Linked DNA regions of Mus musculus: region 1 is linked to region 2. Evidence: chromatin contacts called from ENCODE Hi-C data. All regions are on one chromosome and are shown on one strand. Each heading gives the region's core, a stretch centred on a gene start or an enhancer-like site at or near the end of the contact. The rest is flanking DNA. Distances are from core to core; before and after follow the strand shown.

Region 1 (4,724 bases), core at 219-2,718, 69 kb after region 2:
GTGTTTACTGAGCAGTTTGATCCCCAAGCTAAAATAATAGCTAGATTAGCCAATCTCTTTAAGTTTCTTTGGTTGTTTACACATTTGTGCCTTATTTTTATTTATCATCTTTCTCTGCTCTCATGCAATGGAGAGGACTGACTGACCTTCCTTCCTTCCTTCCTTCCGTCCTTCCTTCCTGGAGATGGTTTCCCTTTTTTTTTTTTTTTTTTTTTTTTTTTTTTTTTGAGACAAGGTTTGTCTGTGTAGCCCTGGCTGTCCTGGAACTCACTCTGTAGACCAGGCTGGCCTCGAACTCAGAAATTCACCTGCCTCTGCCTCCCAAGTGCTGGGACTAAAGGCATGCGCCACCACACCCGGCCCCTGGAGATGGTTTCTAATAATGTCTTTTAAGGTTTTACTTTCATAGATGGAACTTTAAACATCTGAGTTCTATTTTGCATAGGTCGTAAGCTATAGGAGGATTTTGATTTAGTGTACATCACAAGGCGTCTCTGTGCTTTCTTGCATTAGCTTGTAACACTTTCTTAGTCTGCATTAGCTTGTAACACTTTCTTAGTCATGTTGAACATGACCGCAACTCTTAGGACCCACGTGGGCAGTGCTCTCCCTGTCCATGGTCTGTTCTCACTGTCTCAGAGCCACACTGCCGTGAGCAGTCCTCAGCTCTGGTGAGCTAAGTCCCCTCACCTGCTTCTCCCAGGGTCCTTAACTGTTCTGGCTTTGTTTCTCTTAAGTTGACAGATGCCACCAAAAGACACTTTGAAAATTTGATAGGGATTACATGTAATTGGTAGATTAATTGGAGGTAAGGATTATCTCATTGAATCTGCCTGTTTCAACAGGATCTCCACTTAGGTTGTTTTTTTATGATATGGTTTGTTTCTGTAAAGACCTTCAATAGCTTCAAAAATTAGAATTTGATTACCAAAGGTTACAATAGCTGACAGAGCACTCCTGTGTTGTATAGTTTCTGTTGGTAAAGGAAATGCCATTTCTGTATGTATGTGTGTTTGTGTGTTGTGTGGTGTGTATGTACATATGTGTGTATGTATAGTTACTGATTCCTTTTTTACTCCTGTTTTTCTCAAATAAGCAAAGTTTTTCTTTACATTATGAATTTACTATGTTACAGATAATACATTAAACAAAATGTATTTCATTTAATGATCTGGGTCTACAAATTATGGTATTTGTATTCCTAATATGTATACTTTTGCTAACATATTTTACTTATATTCAAAGAAGTAGATTTTTTTTACTTCACTCTTTGTTTTAAATATCTTTTCTTAAATTTTACTAATTTCTGCTCATATCGCTTCCTGACATAATTCTCTAAGCAAACAGAATATTATTAAAGTTGTATGTGAGAGCCAAGAGTCTCTGTGTTGCTGACTGCCCACAGTCTTTCTCATGAGAGTGGTCATGTGATATGGTTGAGTCATCTGAGCGTCTGTCCCTACCCACATACCCATATTTGGAAACTGAGCACGGCCCTTCTGCTTGGTCCCTGATGTTCCCTTCTGTTTTTGTTTAGGCAGGAGGCATTTCAGCCGGGCTTCTTGTAATCGCCTTACATCGGGGCATAAGCAGAGTCAGCCTAAAGGACCTAGAACCGTGGGGTTGGTCCTGCTATCGTGGATGAGAGTTAATTAAAAATTAAAGCTTAATTAAAAATCATTACTGCTGGGAAAAATCAAGAAGGGAGATTTTGTGTAGGATAATACATTTATAAAATTACTCTGCCCCCCCCCACACACATACACACACTGTTGATTTCTCAGGGCATGTGCAACAGTGAACTGGCATTTCTAACAAGTATGGGTGGCATCTCATACAAATAACTATACTGGCCACTGCTCCAGGATCCAGGGACTGAGCCCGACTGCAAGTTCTGCCTAGGCTTGTTTGGGTAACTGTGATGACTCCTTCCTGAAGTTCACCTTTGAAGGAACTCTGCCTTGCATGGGTGGTGGCATTGAGTAGACTCACTTGGTAGATGAGAGGGTAGTACCGAGCTGCCATTTCTGTCAGTCATCGGCCAAGTGGTAACGCAGGATTCTTTTAGATGAAGGATGGTTTGTAGCCCTGTGCTCTATCTGAATCTCCTCTTGCTCTGTAGAGTGAATTTCACATGTATTCAGCCATCATTTTCAAAGGCCTCCCATACAGATGTTAACTTCCAGGGAGGAAGGAAAAAACAATTTCCTTATATGTTTGATTGAGTTGTGTTGGTAGGCTCCACCTAAAGCCATTGTTTGCATTGCCTGCAGGTGCAGTAAATCATTGCTTTTGCACTGCAAGCTTCTCCCAGGGCTGCCTAGTTGCTCTGGGTTTATGGGGAGGCAACAAGGGAAATTCAGTTTTAGTTAGTTTACTTTTTGTGGTGTTGAGAATTATACCATGATCTTCATGCAAGTGCTCTGTCACTGAGCTAATGTCAAGGGGTGTTTAACCAAGAGTCCAGCTTGCAAATAGTGTACAGCAATCTCATCTGCCTGCAATCAGTTCATATTTTTTTCTACAGAGGTTAAAGTAACTAAAAAAAAATGGAAGAGACTTTTTTAAAAAAAGATTTATTTGTTTATTTTATGTATGTGAGAACTGTAGCTGTTGTTGTTGTTATGGTTTGGTGTTTTTGTCTTGTTTTGCTGGTCTCACGGTTGAACAGTTAAAAGGACAGAGCATTGACTCAGAGTGTGATAAGATAGTTAAACTATAGTATGTTTGAGCTTCTTTGTTGGCTTTATAATTTATTAAAGATTATTGAGGATCTCTTGGGATACCCAGGTAATTTTGAGCAAGAGGAATACAGTCCTTATCCTGGGCAGCCTTGTGACCTGGTCACATCTCATAATCTGGGAATCACACTGCTGTTTTGGAGCAAGGCTGTGGCTTTTTTCACACTCTAAGCAAAGAGAAAACCAACTTCAACTGACAGTGCCTTTCCAGCTGAGTCTCCCAAAGAAGAATTTGGGGTCCATGTGTCTAATGGGGAGCTGCACAGGCAGAAGCTTGACTCCTGTTCTTCCTTGGCAAGGGTTAGGTGGGAAGCACAGCAGGAAGCAGGGCCGAGCAGAAGGATCTTGCTCACCGGGTTTCTGCTCACCCGGTTTCCGGCAGGTACCGGCAGGCTTTCCAGGGACCAACACCAAGGCATGGATGGGGTGTCTGATTGAGAAAGTCACATCAATGGTTGCTTTGAAACTGTGAAAATAGTCATGCTGCACAGTGGTGAATATAGCAGATGGATTAGCTGGTGTGCAAACAAGGGGCTGTAATGTTGTAGACTGAGTGGGCAGAGGACAACTTAGTGACGTTCATGTAGGTTAGTCTAGATGCTTTGATCTGGCCTCCAATGGTTGGGATATGCAGTAAGGGCGAAGGAGGCTAGCAGGGCAACAGCCGTCGACTTGAAGAATTAAGGGTGTTCCAGGAGGCTCGGGGTCTTACAGTTCCTGGGAAGAAGAGATGAATGAGTTCAGGAATCGCTCCGTTTGAGGTGTTTGTGAGACTGCCAAGTGTTGGACTGGGGAGGCAGTAAGAAGTGCGCATCTGCAGCTGGAGAGGAGGGCTGTGCAGGGTGAGGAGGTCTGGCATCTGCTGATGGTGTTTGGAAATGAAGGGAGTGAGCGCCCTCCTAGCTTTGAACTGTTCTGGAGAAAATGAGAGAAAGGTGTGTTTAAGGGCTCTGGGCCCAAGGAATAAGAGGAGAACTTGGGGCTTCCAGCAAGGCCAGCAGCTGGCAGCAGGTGTGGTCCATGAGGGGCCAAGCAGGGGAACCCTGAAAGAACACACTGGTGTTGCCAGTGACCTTCAGGGATGCCCTTCTCCGAAGGTGTGGAGCCCTGGGGCGGCACTGAAGACGGAGTGGGCTGTAGACAAGTGGGAGGTAAAGATCACCCTGGCAAGCACAGGGAACTGAACCAGTGAGTGATGCTGGTGCAGGGATGCGAGGTTACAGATGGATTTGTTCATACAGACCTCAATGTAGAAGACTCTCAGCCATCCTTGAGTCTCAAAGGTCCTGAGCCTGTGGGAGAGGGTGGGGTTGATAGTACAGAAGTAGAGACTAGACTGGGCAATCCCACAGAAGACAGGAGTGGCTAGAAGCCAGCCAGAACTGGCCAGCGTAGCCTAGAATTCTTTCCCACTTGCAAAAGAAAGGCAGAAGAAAGCTGGGAGACAGTGACTCAATAGAAAATTAAAATGAATATTGAAGAAAGTAAAAGCATTTAGTGAGCTCCCTGGGATAGGTAGCATTGAAGGTGAATGTTGTTACCAAGTACAGTGTCACTCCAGGAGGGCGTGGTGACCTTGCAGGGAGCCTCTGACAGAGACCCATTTTAAGTACTTGCTGCGTGCTAGCTCTGGGGTTAGAAAATAGTTGGGATTTAACAGTCAAGTTAAATGTAGTTGGGATAAGAGTTTGCTCTAAGTACCATATGGGTGTTGAAGGTGTGGTTGGAGAGTCAGAGGGTCTTGTGCACCAGTCAGGAAGCGTTCCAATGCAGAAGAGGACTCAGATAACCTGCCAAACAGCAGCCAGCAGTGTCCCCAGCAGAAGGAATATCGTCCATTCACAATCTTGCTGTGGTTTACAAAGGTGGACACTGGAGCTCACACTTCCTGCACTGGTACCTGTACCAGGAAGGAAGGTGGCCTGGTTAGAACGAGTGATGCCCTGGAGAACTTGCTTGTGTCCAGATTGTTTCCCAATACTT
Region 2 (4,837 bases), core at 1,026-3,525:
GCTCACAAGTCCAAAAAGCTCAAATGCATTTCTGATAGTTTAATATTAGAAGCTTATGCATAATCAGGATTGGGGACTTTAAAATTGATTTCATACGTAAGAGTGAGCAATCATTCTCAGGGGACAATAATTAGGTAGAGATGAGTGTCTCTTTAGAGCCCACAGGACCACCGATGTGCCACCAGTCCCTATTTGGTCCATTTGTTCATTCAGATTCCCTCGACTGTGGTCCTATGCATGCATTCCTGTAGGCCCTCAACAGACTGATTTCCCAGTCTGCCGGGTTGCAAGGCTAACAGTGATTGACAGAAACGATACACTTACAAGTCCTGAGCTGCCTAAGATCAAAGCCTCCACAGATATAAAAACTCAGAGAAAGCAGAACTACCTGTAAGTAACTTTCATAAAGACAAACTCGATTAAACACCATCAACATGCCCAAGGCATGCTGGGAGAGAAGAGAAAGAAGCGCCCCCACCCCCCTCGCAGGTGGAGGGCAGAGGTGTCTGGACCAGCTGACCAGCAATGGAGTGTCTCTGCCAAAGCCTGGGACAGCTTATGGGAAGCACCCAGTCTAGTGTTTGGAACTTAGAAGGAGGTTAATAAATATTTGTTTCCATCCCCCTAACAGCAGATGCAGAGCGCAGCAAGGAAGAAATGGAGCCAGAACAGTGTAATGCAAGCACAAAAGCACAGCATGCCAGGAGAGAAGGGGGTAATTGTAGCCTAGAGATCAGTAGCAGCAATAGAGCAGACTGGGGGAAGTTCGCATGCCAGAGCGAGGTACTATAATTAAGGGAGATGGGTAACTGTGACGGGATTCAAAGGGTTGTTGACAGTCGCATAGTGGATATAGTAAGTGGGACTAGGGAGTAAGGAAAACTACACTCCGTCATACAGAAATCTACCAACACCATATGAAGAGAAAGAGCTCAACTCTCTAAAAAAGGGCTGCTGGTTAAACCTTTACATTTTCATAACAGAGAAAAGTACAGAGGATTTGTACAATAAGCCGGATAGCTAGTTGTCTTTAGTCTAAGAATAGACTTTCTGTAATTAGCGGAAATAAGGTAATCGTCTAATAAAGTTTATTTTTGGCTCATCAATAGTGTGGCTTTTGTTATTCTGGAGTAATTTATCTCCAAAGCCTCAATTAAAAGAAGAAAAGCCAGTTACTAACTGAAGTAAAATTACAGAAAGCATCATGTCACTACAGTAATAGCCTGTCAGAGAGCGATACATGCACGGCGCTGAGCAGTAGAATGGAAGGTTACTCATGCAATTATTTCTTTTTTAACTCCTTACTTAGAGTCATAGCCTAAACGTGTGTGTATGTGTGTGTGTGTGTGTGTGTGTGTGTGTGTGTGTGTGCGCGCGCGCGCGCGCGCGGGCACACACACACACACACTCTCGATGTTTATACATTGGGTAGCTTTTGCAGTATTTATTTCTTTAAATATTTAACAGTCTGGAAAGGCAGTGACAGGCAATAATATGTAGCGTCTCTAGCATGTTGCAAGGGCTTAATAAATGCTAGAATAATAAATTCCTCTATGATGAAAAACAGCAGTCAGTAAAACTATCACAGCCTACAATATTTTAAAGACACAGCACCATAAGAAAGCATAAAATACAAACAGTGCCTTGATTAATCCATGGAAATAAAGGAACATTTGTCTTCATTTAAAAAAAAAAAATCCACCTAGGTAATTTCCTTTTAAATTCCCCAGGGGGTTGAAAGAAGGGACAGAGATGTGAATAAGGGATTAAAAGTAACTTTTAACTTTTCTTTTTCCCCTTTCCCTCTCCTCCCTCCATCTCTCTCTCTCTTTTCTCACCCCCCCCCCACGTTCTTTCTCCTTTCTCTTGATACATGAAATGGTGGGGAGCCCTTCAATTAGCGCCCCCCCCATGGGCAGATTCTTTCTCTTTTTAAGCCCCCCTCTCAAGGGCTTGGCTTTGAAAGCAGACACCCCCAGATCAGTGCGCTCAGCATGGTGAGCTCGGAGGTGGGGGGTGGGCAGTATGCTTGGCTTTCACGCAAGCGGGGTCCGGATCCCCGGGCTGAGGACGAAGACCCCCACGCTCCAACTTTTCGGAGGAAGAGAGGAGAAAAACAGAGCTGCCCCTTTAAGGGCTTGCCTTCCCCTTTACTCTATGTTTACATAACACGGGGCGCTCGCGGGCCGCGGGGGCTGGCGGGCGGGCGGGCGGGGGCCGCGGGAGCGCGGAGACGCGGGCGGCGGCGCGGCCGTCCCACCTGCCCAGCCCGCTCAGCCCCCCGGCGGCGCGCGCTCCTCCTCCCGCGGGGCTCTGGTCGCCGCTCGCTTTCCGTGCCGGGTCCCGCTCGTAGCGGCCAACGTACGGATAGCTCCGGGGAAGCCGGCGGGCGACGCGCACAGCCACGACGGAGCAGCCGCGGGACTGGCCGCCCAGCGCCCCGTTCGCCGCCGTGCCGTTCCCCGGCGCGCTCACCCCGTTTTCGGGATGGGAGTGTAGTGGCGGCGCGGACTCGGCGGGGATCGCGGCGGAGGCGGCAGCGGCGGCGGCCGAGCGCGGCTCCATGTTTTCCCCGGGCCAGGAGGAACCCAGCGCCCCCAACAAGGAGCCGGTGAAATACGGGGAGCTGGTGGTCCTGGGGTGAGTTGGGGACGCGGGCGGCGGGGCGTCGCGGAGGGAGAGGGATGCGCTCCTGAGGGCCCGGGTCCCCGGGGTGCTCGTTGCCGCGGCCCGGAGGGCGCTCCTGCACCACGCGGGGTCGCTCGGTGAAGCCCGGAGCCAGTGGCTACTGGGGACTTCTCTTTCCCGACGACCGCGAACGCGGAGCCCTGTCTCCGAGCCCAGAGCCCAGTCCGCGGGGGTTACGCATTGTTCCAGTCTGTGACCCGGGCCGCTGGTTGGCCTCCGCTTTTTGCGCCGGGAGTGAGCTCGGCCGAGGGCCTGGACCGGGTCCTGGTTTTCCCGGGTCCTCTCAACAACGGTTCCCGGATCTCCCGGGTTTCCATTCTCGAGTCTCCGCACCCCTTGATCTCCTTACCCCTCGGGCTCCTGCACCCCTCGGGCCCCGGCCTTGCCGATGCCCTGCCAGCGGCGGGGAGCTCGCCACCCTGCCCTCCTCGGCTCCCACTCCGCTGGTGAAAATCACATTTTGAAGATAGTAATTATCTACAATCGTTAAAACGGCAGCAATTAGAGACTTCATCTACTTCCTGAGTTTCCGTGTGACATTTTCTATTGTTTACCCTTAATAAACCAGGAGGGAGGCTTCGCAGGATTAAAGCAGGGTAAAGTGGGCAATGAAAAGGGTGTGGGTGGGGGGAGGTGGAAAGTGCAGGAAACTCTTGGAGCTGGAGCAACTTGGGTAGTGCTGCAGGGAAAGGATTGGTTTCCCTTTGGATGTGCCGCTCCAGGGAACCCGCGCTTTTGTCCTCTGTTGAAAGATCTGTATTCAGACCCACGCGGGTGTTGATGGGTGGGCTTAGAGGCACGCGAGGAAGCCCCCCTCCTCACCCCTAAGCAGAGGCTCTGGGAACTTTGAGAAACGTGTTTTGATTACTACCTTGAAGTAAGTGCCGACTTAATTTTTTTTTAAAGACTCATCTAAAGTTTCCTAGCCTTCAGTTTGTTGCAAGCCTTTCTGTGTGTGTGTGTGGGGGGGGGAAGGTAGTACTGGAAAGATCACTGCTTATTTGGAAGCTCAGCAGATGAGCGCCTTCCGCACCTGCATGGGAATTGCATGCACTTAAGAGACAGATGTCAGAGTTCGCTGGGAAGAGGAGGGGTGGGGAGGTGGGTGGGGGGAAGCCACAGTTTAGTCTGTCTTATGTAACTTCAGCTCAGCCTAATTTTGTGGAGTTTGGTTTTGTTTATGTGGCTGGCTTCAGAGTATGCTTAACACTGTGAATTTGACAAAGAAGATTAACTTACGCCAGAGCCATTTCATTATTTCCTTTTGAGGCAATCTGTTGAGACGTTTCGGAGCAGTGTGGAATAAACCCGGAGAGGTTTGTGTTCATAGCTAAAAGTTTAGGACACTCCAAAGCCAGGAAAAGAATTTACACCCTGGACAGTTGTAATTTAGTGTCTCTGTAAACACCGTTGCCTGTAGCACCTGCTTCATCCTTCACTAAAGCTTTTCCTGGATCCATGATGGCTTAGTGTTTCTAACCTAGTAGCTGGAGGCAGGCAGGGCAGTTACCTGTGCTACCACATGGCAACACTGTTTGGACATTGGGTATCATCCAGTAGCCACAGAACACTTCCATTTTAATGTAGAACAAGACATAAGTAGAAACCCGAGTAAGTAAGTAGCAAATGATGTTTGGTGTTGTCACTTCTTCAACTGAAGTTGGTTAACAGTGGAGCCCTGCCGTGGTGGGGGGCTGGGGGGGAGATGTTGCTTCTTGCCAGCTTAAGGAAGACCTTTAAGGAAGAAAAATGGGAGTAGCAGATGGTTTTGTGTACGCCTGAATTGTGGCTGCTGCCCCCTCCCCTTCTTTCTTTCAGATTTCTGACTCTTGCAACATTGAGCACACTAAAGAGTACCTGGAAAGTAGTGAACTAGTTAGATTTTCACTAAGTCTTACACAGTTCTGCCCACTGGACTTGAGAGCATGTTGTCCCCTTTAAAATAGCAAGTGCATTTCAATGAAAAAAAAAAAAGTGCCATTACTGTGCATGCCTGGTCCTTTGGGACATCAATATTGGTGAGCATAGACTGTCTAGGAAATTTTCTTGATGAAATTATTCTTGAGGCTAAAGCTGCTCACTGCCTCTGATATTGTTAAAATATTTATTTTGTTTCATTGGAAAGTACAGTGACTTTATTTTAACTGCT

The links. A loop is a pair of places that touch in the nucleus more often than their neighbours do.
Region 1: a map of heart shows a loop between it and region 2 (1.9-fold over the local background). The contact joins the enhancer-like site here to the promoter of Peli2 in region 2. A Hi-C loop is called at or near these places in 5 of 37 maps with a recorded cell type or tissue (heart and left cerebral cortex).

What each region holds. Positions count from the first base shown.
Region 1 is chr14:48,188,068-48,192,791 of GRCm38, forward strand. The region is part of intron 2 of Peli2 (pellino 2); the gene reads left to right. Among named protein-coding and RNA genes, the nearest start is that of Gm52144, 15 kb to the right of the region's middle. Within about 2 kb of position 1,469, at least 1 of the 3 ENCODE cell types and tissues checked has a DNase peak (open chromatin) inside an H3K27ac peak, as active enhancers do; it is heart, where a contact is called at or near this core.
Region 2 is chr14:48,118,594-48,123,430 of GRCm38, forward strand. Peli2 (pellino 2) reads left to right here and starts at 2,276. Exons shown (of 6, transcript NM_033602.2): 1 at 2,276-2,640. The coding sequence starts at 2,564.